Linked DNA regions of Homo sapiens: region 2 is linked to region 1. Evidence: read pairs that join two places in POLR2A ChIA-PET (ENCODE). Cell type or tissue: Caco-2. All regions are shown on one strand. Links, peaks and the distances in the headings refer to the core of each region. The heading gives the core; the rest is flanking DNA.

The links. ChIA-PET counts read pairs that join two places held together with the same protein. Peaks named below come from ENCODE experiments on the same cell type or tissue, not always from the same donor. Only the 100,000 strongest peaks of a DNase experiment are listed, where the experiment ranks them.
Region 2: POLR2A ChIA-PET joins it to region 1 with 7 read pairs; 2 of 35 experiments call an interaction of 5 or more read pairs at or near these places.

The regions. Positions count from the first base shown.
Region 1 is chr22:39,203,031-39,208,306 of GRCh38, reverse strand. No RefSeq gene overlaps it. Among named protein-coding and RNA genes, the nearest start is that of PDGFB, 39 kb to the left of the region's middle. RefSeq lists enhancers at 2,351-2,400, 2,373-3,312. In Caco-2, for the core only: no CTCF peak of the experiment used is centred there; a DNase peak (open chromatin) is centred at 2,826.
Region 2 is chr22:39,426,418-39,430,947 of GRCh38, reverse strand. TAB1 (TGF-beta activated kinase 1 (MAP3K7) binding protein 1) reads right to left here. Exons shown (of 11, transcript NM_006116.3): 9 at 4,023-4,245; 10 at 2,765-2,927; 11 at 1-933. The coding sequence ends at 726. Among named protein-coding and RNA genes, the nearest start is that of MGAT3, 28 kb to the left of the region's middle. RefSeq lists an enhancer at 1,426-2,068. In Caco-2, for the core only: no CTCF peak of the experiment used is centred there; a DNase peak (open chromatin) is centred at 2,217.

The DNA.
Region 1 (5,276 bases), core at 761-4,760:
GTCATTGCCTGTTTGCCTTGTGCTCCCTGAGACAGGGACTGAGGGTGTCCTCTTCACCCTCACACCTGGCACAGTGAACTTGACCTTGAGGCTGGCCAGACTGCGGCAGGGAAGTGAGTATGGCCAGGGCAGGAGGCAGGACAGGCAGGACCATGTCCTGGGAGAAGGGCGGGGCAGGCTGGGGACATGAGGGTGCAGGGGTGAGGGGTCAGATAGTGGTGACTTTGAGTGCGTGAGAGAGGAGGGGCTCGGTGCCCTGGGTTCTGGCAGGATGGCAAGACCACCTCTCCTCTCCTGAAGAATCAGGCAGTGACTTGGAAGCTGGTTTGGGAGATTGGAGGAGTGACAGCAGGACCATGATCCTGTGGGATGGTACCTGCTACGTACCAAGTCTTGTGTTCGTTCTGGGGATGCAGCTGTGCCCCAGACAAGGATCCTGTCCATGGAAACTCACAGCCTAGCGGCGGAAGAGGGCAACGGAGTGGATGGAGGAATATACCCCTCACACTGAGGTTCAAAGCTGGTAGGTGCCGAAGGGCACTCACTGCAGACCTACTGTGCACCAGCACTACTGAGTCAGGATCTCCGTTCTCTGGGAGCTCAGCTGCAGGGAACAACACTGTGTGTGCATGTTTGCACCCCCTCTCTGTGGGTCTGTGGTGAGTGGCCAGTGTGTGTTCGTGTGTGTACAGCTGTCTGTGGGTGTGGCTGGGAGCTTTTGCACCTGTGAGTATGTCTGTGTTTTGCTGGTAGTATTGTGTGTGTGTGTGTGTGTGTGTGTGTGTAGGAAGGGAGCAGGCATCTGCAGCAGAAGCTGAGGTCTCAGGTCTTGGGGGTTTCTCCCACACACCTGCCCCTTGGCCATGGGGTGGGGTGGGGTGCCCCGAACGCCCTGATACTTTGTGGGAAGAAGGCTGGGCACAGCGGGAATGTTTGGTTTCCTGGGTGAAGGCGGAGCTGGCCGTCTTCCCATGACAGATGTAGGAATGTTTCTGCTATTCAAGGCGGAAGCAGGGGTGTGGGGGCCGCCTGAGGCCTGCCCCAGCCCTGCTCCAGGCCACCTGTCTATGGCCTGGGAAGCAGCTGGGCACTGCTAGGGAGAAGCTTCTAGACCCAGGGCTGACCCTACTCTCCAAGCCCCATCTCCCCAGGAGGCTCAGGTCAGGCCCAATTCACCTCCCTCCCAGCCCCCCAGGACAGGAGAGGAGAATGGAGTCCAGGGTTCAGCCCAGAGGAGGACTCCCATGAGGAGGGGGCTTTGAGGAAATGGGGATATTGGGCGTCTTTCCCTGGCAGCTGAGTTGGGGGCAGCAACAGGGGAACAGCGGGGAAGCATCCTTAGAGGTCCCCCCATCAGTCAGCCCAGCTGCAGACAGCCTCAGGGTACCCTCATTTTCTTTTCTGAGTCCTGGTATAATAGAGCTTCAGAAGAGTCAGCAATGGCAAATTCCTCAAATGGGGAAACTGAGGCAGGGGTGGGGTGCTGACTTGGCCAGGTCGCCCCACCCCCAGCAGTCCTGACCCCAGACCCCCAGCTCTCCCAGCGCACCTGCCGCTCACTCCATGGAGGTTATGGCCCGGGTGGGGTACAGGTAACATGACCACCAAAATCAGCGGTGACCTGGCCTCCACCCTCTGGAAGCTAGCGCTCCAGAACCCCCAGCCCCTCCCTGGGTTTCAAATCCTGCCTTGCCCCTTCCAGGCTTCCGTCTGTGAAGCCAAGTGACTCTTCCCACTCTGTCTACACAGCCTTCCCAGGGATTGCATGTAAAGAACCAGGTGAAGGTTGGGCACAGTGGCTCATCCTTCAGTCCCAGCACTTTGGGAGGCCAAGGCTGGTGGATTGCTTGAGGCCAGGAGTCTGAGACAAGCCTGAGCAACATGGAGAAACCCCATCTCTACAACCGAAAAAAAAAAAAAAAAAAAAAGAGCGTGGTGGTACATTCCTGTAATTCTAGCTACTTGGGAGGCTGAGGCAGGAGGATCACTCAAGCCCAGGTGATTGAAGCTGAAAAAAAAAAAGCGTAGGTTGGGCGCGGTGGCTCATGCCTGTAATCCCAACACTTTGGGAGACTGAGGTGGGCAGATCACCTTAGGTCGGGAGTTCGAGACCAGCCTGACCAACATGGAGAAACCCCATCTCTACTAAAAATACAAAATTAGCTAGGTGTGGTGGCACATGCCTGTAATCCAGCTACTCGGGAGGCTGAGGCAGGAGAATTGCTTGAACCAGGGAGGCAGAAGTTGCGGTTAGCCAAGATCGCGCCACTGCATTCCAGCCTGGGCAACAAGAGCGAAACTCTGTCTGAAAAAAAAAAAAAGGCCTGGGTATTTGAAGACTTTGTGTCTAGGCCAGGGATGTGTTGGGGCCAGGTGGTTATTGGTGATTGCTGGCTGCAGTCTGAACAACCCACATCCCCCACGAAGCCACTGGGAGGCTGTGGGTGGTGACTGGGGGGTGTCCCGGGGTGTGGTGTCGTGGTATTATGTTTGTGAGGGCATCACTTTCCCCCACTGCATCTTAGTGGCTTCCTCCCCTCCAGCTGGAACCTGGGTCCAGCAGGCGGGGAAAGAGCCCACAGGGAGGGGAGCTTGTGAGAGAAGGAGGGCCTTGGTGACTTGGTGCTGATGTGCCTTGTTTTCCGGGCTGGCACAGGCAGGACACCCTGGATCCCCAGCCCTGACCCTGATTGTCCCTCAGGCCCCAGCTGGACCCAAAGTCACTTTCTTAGGTTTGGCTTTGAGACATCTCTTCTCCCTCTCCCTTTTACTGTCTCTCCCCTACCCTGAAGATCAGAGAGGAGGGAGGTGCCTGTGAGTCACCTTGTGACTCACAGGAGGGCACAGCCAGGGTCTGGGGCGGGAGTGTGTGCAGTTGTCCAGTGTGCATGTGCATGTGTGTGTGCACGGTCAGCATGTGTGCATAGGCAAATGTTCATGCATGTATGCTTGTGTGCACCTGTGCATGTTTTGTGAGGGGGCTGAGCTGGGGGAGGGGGAGAAGACATGCCTTGGCTTTCTCACCTTTAAAATGCATGAGCTCTGGCCGGGCGCAGTGGCTCAGGCCTGTAATCCCAACGCTTTGGGAGGCCAAGGTGGGTGGATGACCTGAGGTCAGGAGTTCCAGACCAGCCTGGCCAAAATGGTGAAACCCCATCTCTACTAAAAATAGAAAAAAATTAGCCGGGTGTGGTGGCAGGTGCCTGTAATCCCAGCTACTCGGGAGGCTGAGGCAGGAAAATCACTTGAACCCAGGAGGCGGCCGTGTCAGTGAGCCGAGATCATACCACTGCACTCCAGCCTGGGCGACAGTCTCAAAAAATAAAAATGAAAAAATAAATAAAATAAAATGCATGAGCTCATGGAAGCTGCCCCAACCCGAGGGGGCCACTAAGTCACAGCCAGGACAGGGTGCTTACCTGGAGCAGGTGCATAAGGCTTGGTTATATTGAAAGCGTGAAGAAATATCAAATAGGGGTAGCAAAGCCATTCTGCATTCTAAATAGTTTACATTGATCAAACTAACACTTCTGACACAACTACCATGCAACGGCCATTTGTAGACCCGTGTTTGGGTCTACAAAATCTTGAAAGTTGAAGTAGATCTTTCCTGAATATGAGGCCCAAACTCACAGACCTCCTGGCCTCCGGAGGTTAATAGGACCCTCTGTGTGCAACCAGGAGACCACAGAGGCCGTGGATGAGGGGAAGGCAGGGCGGGGCACTGGCTGCTCAAGCTGGGCTAGGAGCACTGTGGCAAGGACCTCTGTGTCTGTTGCGTTCGTCCCTCTTCCCTCGCCATCTAGAACAGTAGGCTGTTCTAGATGCACAGTAGGCTCCCAACACAGATGGCTGGATCAGTGATGACTGACTGCATGTCCCAGGTATGGAAGATCTCAACTGGGCCATGGCTGCGGGGATGGTGGGAGGGCGCTGGACAGGGAAGCCTGGTTATCATTCCCTCCTGGTGCTGCTGAAGGCCCCCTTTCCTCCAACTTTGACCAAGTGAAGATGGGTGGAGAGCTGACGCCTGGGTTCTAATAGGACAGGTCACTTCCCTTCCCTAAGAATCAGTCCCCTCCCTTGTCTGTAAAACAGGGATGCACCATGTTCCACCTTTGTGGTTTCTGGGCAGCATCAGACCATTCTCTGAGGTCTTCTCTAGCTTCAGGATCCAGAGAAATGGCTTGGGAGGGCTGGGCGCGGTGGCTCATGCCTGTAATCCCAGCGCTTTGGGAGGCCGAGGCGGGTGGATCACTTCAGGTCAGGAGTTTGAGACCAACCTGACCAACATGGTGAAACCCCACCTCTACTAAAAATACAAAAATTAGCTGGGCATGATGGCAGTTGCCTGTAATCCCAGCTACACAGGAGGCGGAGTTTGCAGTGAGTTGAGATTGTGCCGTTGCACTCCAGCCTGGGCGACAGAGCGAGACTCCGTCTCAAAAAAAAGAAAGAAAGAAAAGAAAAGAAAAGAAAAAAGAAAAGGCTTGGGAGAAGGGACTTCTGGAGTAACAGGGGACTTGGAGACAAAAGGAACAGAGGAACAGTTTGTGCCACGAAGACAAAGCATTTCCCAGACGCAGGGGTTTTACAGTAAGAACCCACAGGGTGCGTCTGTGCAATCCCACGTGGATCAACACACGTGGCCCATCCTGACAGTTTTCAAGCCAACCCCACATTTTGGTCTGTGTATTCAATCAGCTATACCTCCCCTCCAGCAAGCTAGGCTGCCGGTCAGCCCCGATTTTTTATCTGAGCACAAGAATGTCCAAGAGTGATGTTCAAATGCCGTAGCAACATTTACATCCAGGGTTCCTGGCTTTTCCCTGTGTTTCCCAGCCAGGTGGCCCTGTAGAGACCCAAACGTTCAGCCACCACAACTGCTTCTTAGAGAACCATGTGGGCTCCTGGTGACTTAGGTACCCACCCTGGTCCTCTCCGGCCATCTGTGTCCTCCTCCACCCTGGAAGTCGGCCAGGATTTGATGTCAGGCTCACCAGTTTACATTTTCTGTTATCAACAACAGTTCCTCCTTTTCAACCTTTCTTTCTTTCTTTCTCTCCTTCCTTCCTTCCTTCCTTCCTTCTCTCTCTCTCTCGCCCGCTCTCTCTCTCTCTTTCTCTCTTTCTTTCTCTCTTTCTTTCTCTCTTTCTTTCCTTGAGACAGAGTCTCATTCTGTGGCCCAGGCTGGAATGCAATGGTGCAATCTCGGCTCACTGCAAGCTCCGCCTCCCAGGTTCAAGTGATTCTCCTGCCTCAGCCTTCCTAGTAGC
Region 2 (4,530 bases), core at 1-4,000, 220 kb before region 1:
GGGCCAGTCCTCACCTCTCCCGCACGCCTGGCTCTGGGGAAGCCCAGGCCGCCATCCTCTGGCAGTTCCAGGTCTCTTAGACCACTTCCCCCTGGCTCCTTTCCACCTGGCCTGCCCCTTCTGTGGCCATCCCAGGCCCCAGATGCTGCCCTGGTCCTCCTGAACGTTTACAACAGATGACACAACCAAGGCAGGTCCAGGGGTGGGGCCCAGGGACAGATGCGGACACCAGCCTGGGTTCCACTCTGGATGCAGGAGCACAGGGCTGAGAGGCTGGAGAAGTGGAGGGCTACTGTCCCGAGGTGAGGGAGGTGATGGTGGGAGGAGGGGTGGGCTTGGGACAGCAGGGTCTGCTGGGCCTGCAACACTCAGGGTTCACAGGGCGCCTCTTCCTGCTCTGTAGGAGGCTGCTGGGGAGGCTCGGGCGGCTTGCAGGCCCACTGCGGTTTCTATACCTGGCCCTCTGCTCTGAGAAAGGGCGATGGTCCTGGCTGAGGCCATCTGGGAGGAAGTGGCCTTCAGCTTCCCGGGTGGTGACAAGGTATGAACCACAGGTCCAGTCTGCACTCACACACTCTACTGCCCGGAGAGCCATGGGACAGAGTCTGCTGTGGGCAGAGGATGGGGCACCTGCTGGCCGTTGTGGCACAGGCAGATGTTAGGAAAAGGCTGGACCCTGTCCTGCCCCATGCCAGGCCCTGCTTGGGCTGCATTCTCCGGCTGCCCTACGGTGCTGTCACCACGCTCTGCTCGCCATGGTCCACGCTCCAGAGGCGGTAAAACTCAGCAAAGTCCACATAGGGCTCAACACGACCGTCCTCGCCAGGCGGGAGCGAGTGGGCGGGCCGGGAGCGGAAGAGGCCTCCGTCAGAGCTGGAGCTGCTGCTCTGCGTGTGCGTGTTGGTGGACTGCAGGGTTAAGGTCGGGCTTTGGCTGCAGGACAACAGGGGAGGGAGTCAATCAGAAGCAGCCGGGTCAAGGGGCCTGGGGCAGAGTGGGGACAGAATGGCCCCTGCCTCTACCAGCCTCTTGGGCCACAGGCCTTTCTGGCAGAGGTGACCATAGGAGCTGGCCCAGCCAGATGATCTTAGGAACAGATAAAAAGTCAAATTTTAAAGCACCAGATGCATGTGGCTACTTAAATGAACTAAAGGTAAAGAAAATGGGGCTGGGCGCGGTGGCTCATGCCTGTAATCCCAGCACTTTGGGAGGCCAAGACGGGTGGATCACCTGAGGTCAGGAGTTCGAGATCAGCCTGGCCAACACGGTGAAACCCCATCTCTACTAAAAATACAAAAAAAATTTACCCAGGCATGGTGGCGTGTGCCTGTAATCCCAGCTGCTCGGGAGGTTGAGGCAGGAGAATTGGTTGAACCTGGGAGGCAGAGGTTGCAGTGGGCCAAGATTTTGCCATTGCACTCCAGCCTGGGCAACAAGAGTGAAACTCCGTCTCAAAAAAATGGAAAGAAAATGGAACACTCAGTTCAAGCGTCTAATAGCCACAAGTGGCTAGAGACGCCGTGACAGGACAGCACCCACGCGAGCACTCCCGTCATCACAGGAAGTTCCTCGGGTGAAGCTGAACCACCGACTGTCCATTACCATCTCTCTAAACCCGTCCCAACCCAGGACCTACTCAGCAGGGCGGGCAAGGTGTCTTCTTCTAGAAAACCTTCCTTCGCCCCCCTCCCCTTCAATCTCTTCTCATCAGCTGGGTGGGGACGGGCACCCACCTTCTATCACAGCTGGAACTGCCTGTTAGCGCTGCCCAGCACCAGCACAGGGCCAGCCCATGGTGGGACCAACTATGGCTCAGACGCTGAAAGGAGTGAGGAACACAGGCAGGGGAGGAGAGTGGGTTGTCCTGCCTTGTCTAGGGCCACAGCGCTCACACTCTGCTTTGTGGACACAGCTGGAGGACTCCTCCAGGCAGCCCGGCAGGGGTGCTGGAGAGGCCACCCCTACTGCACTCAGGATGCCCAAGGAGCTTGCTCGGCCTGGCAGGCCTTTCTAGCCCCGTGGCAGCAGTCGCAGCATCCACAACCCAGAGGCAGAGGGAAAGGAAGGCCCCCTGATGGGGCAGAGGCATGCAGGCCGCCCACCCCCCTCCAGGGCCTTTCTAATTGGCCACATCCTGCGCACTCCATCCTCAGAGTGGGCTGGGTGTGGCATCTCTATCATTCCATGCAGGGCTGGAATGTGGAAACCAGATCTGGGTCCCCTGGTGTGGGGAGTGCACATTCTAAGGAAGTGAAGGGGGTGGGGTGTACTCCAGACCTGTCAGGCAGGTCTGCGGCTGGAGGGGGCCTGGCCGCATCCCCCTCAGGCTGTTGCCTCTACCTCGCCCCCTGCCCCAAAACCAGAGAACTCACTTCAAAGCTAAAATCAAGCACATTAGCCAGAAAGCATGGGCTCTGACAAGCCAGTACAGGCCAGACAATGTCCTCAAGCAAGGACACCACAGGAAGCCACCCCACATCACACCGAGGTGAGGAATGAAAGGAAACCTTCCACTGAATGAAACCAGCAGATGGGCCCACAAGAAAATACGAGAAGTAGGCTGGGACCATCAGCCACCTGACCAAAAATCGCACCTGCCTCAGTTTCTAGGGAGACCTCCCTCACCAGGCACGGAGCTGGGGAATTCCAGACCCCAGGGCATCTCATCCACAAGCCTTGGCCCCATGGCCATTTCTGTCCTGGTGCCACAGGACACACACGGGGGTGACAGGGCTGGGGGTGGCTCAGTGGGGAAGGGACTTACTTGGTGAGGGTGGGGGTGGCTTCGTCCAGGGTGGAAGCACTGTGAGCCCCGTTGACCATCTGGCCCTGGGAGGGCATGACAAGGGAGAGGGTCACGCTGGTCTTGCTGGTGCTCTGGGCGCTGGAGTATGGCACAGACACAGGGTACACTCGTCCTCCTGCAGCTTTGGGAGGAAGAGAGTGGGGGCCTCAGGCAGCAGCTGAGGAGAAACCCAGGGTAGCAGGGGCATAGCTGCTCCATGGCCTGATGGGGTGGTGCCTGAGGGCTGAGTGTGGGTGGCGGCCATGCCTGGCTCCCCAAGCCCAGTGGGGCCCCCTGCCCCTTGGGACAGCTCAGGAGGAGTGTCCCTTGTCAGAGACTCTTCCAGGCCGGGCTGAGAACTCCTTATAGCAGTAAATCCTGCTGGTGCTCGAGTTGCCTCAAGGAAAGGGTTACTGCCTGGCTTCCCATGGATGCTTTAATTCAGAGGATAAGTTTGCTCCCAGTTGAGGCTGACCCAATAAAAATATGGTTGCAATAAAAACAGGCCAGAGAAACTCCAATAACCCTGGTGTCCATGGGAGAACAAATCTGTCTGTGGATGCCTGAGCTTTATCTAAGATTTGCTTGTTTAAAGCAAAGAAAAAGAAATGCAGCCCTCAGGAACCGAAGGTCTTAGTGCTGAGCAGCACTGGGGGGAGCACGGGAAAGAGCAGCCACCTCTTTTCCTGAGAACTTGGTTGAAGAATGACATAGGTAAAAAGCAAAACGTCCTTCTCCCTGCCCTGCTCCAGTGCAGCCCAGGGACAGACAGGCCTTGGGGCCTGACCATCTGTCCACATGCCTAATCTCTTCCAGGTCCCTTCATTCTTCAGCCTCAGTTTCCCTCTCTGGAAAACAGGGGTACCACCTGTCTTTAGGGTTGCCCATGAGGACTGAAGGGAATAAGGCAGGCTGTGTGCCTGGCACAAGGGAGGCACTCAATCAGTGGTGGCCATCATCTCTATTATGTGGCTTCAGGGCTCTGTGAATTGCTTGCTGGGGCACTCAGGTTCTGGGAGGTTGCCGGGGCAGGTGGTATTAACCTCATTTTACAGACAAAAGAGCAAAAATCAACACTCAGCTCAGAGAGGCTAAAAATCAGAGAACCTGAATTAGAGCCACTCAGAGCCAGGCCTCCTGACTCCATCTCCGTTTCAAGCAGCCTCGGGGGCTCTGCACCCACCTCTGGCCCCCAGATGGCATCCCCAGGCACTGCCTGTCTGCACAGCACACGTACCTGGGGCTGGGCTCGGTGTGGGCTGGCTCATTTCGCCCAGCGGGTAGCCAAAGTTCCTCACTAGCAGGGTCATGTCCTCGTGCCGGGGGCAGAACCTGGCACGCTCCCCACCACTGGCGAAGGTGTCGCTGTGGATGCGCTTCACCCGGTCCACGACGGCCTGGGCCACTGCGTCCAGGGAGGTCTGCTTGGCAAACTCAGTGTCAATCATCGCAGCAATCTCCTGGGGGAGGGGGTAGGAAGAACCTGGTAAGGAACGAGGTGCGGCCTGGGGGGCATGGGCCATAATCTTGGAGCCTAAAATCAGGAGATTCAGTGGTCAACAGCCCAGCAGGTGAAGGAAATGCCTGCCAGCCAAGTTTGCAATCTGAGCCTTTCAAGGTATTCAGGATAATCCTTCTGGAACTTTCTCATTAGGAAGTGTGTGCTCTTGTGATTGCTCTAATTGTTGGGTGCACACCTCTAGGATGGGGAGAACATCCATTTGACTGGGTGAATACGAGTATTA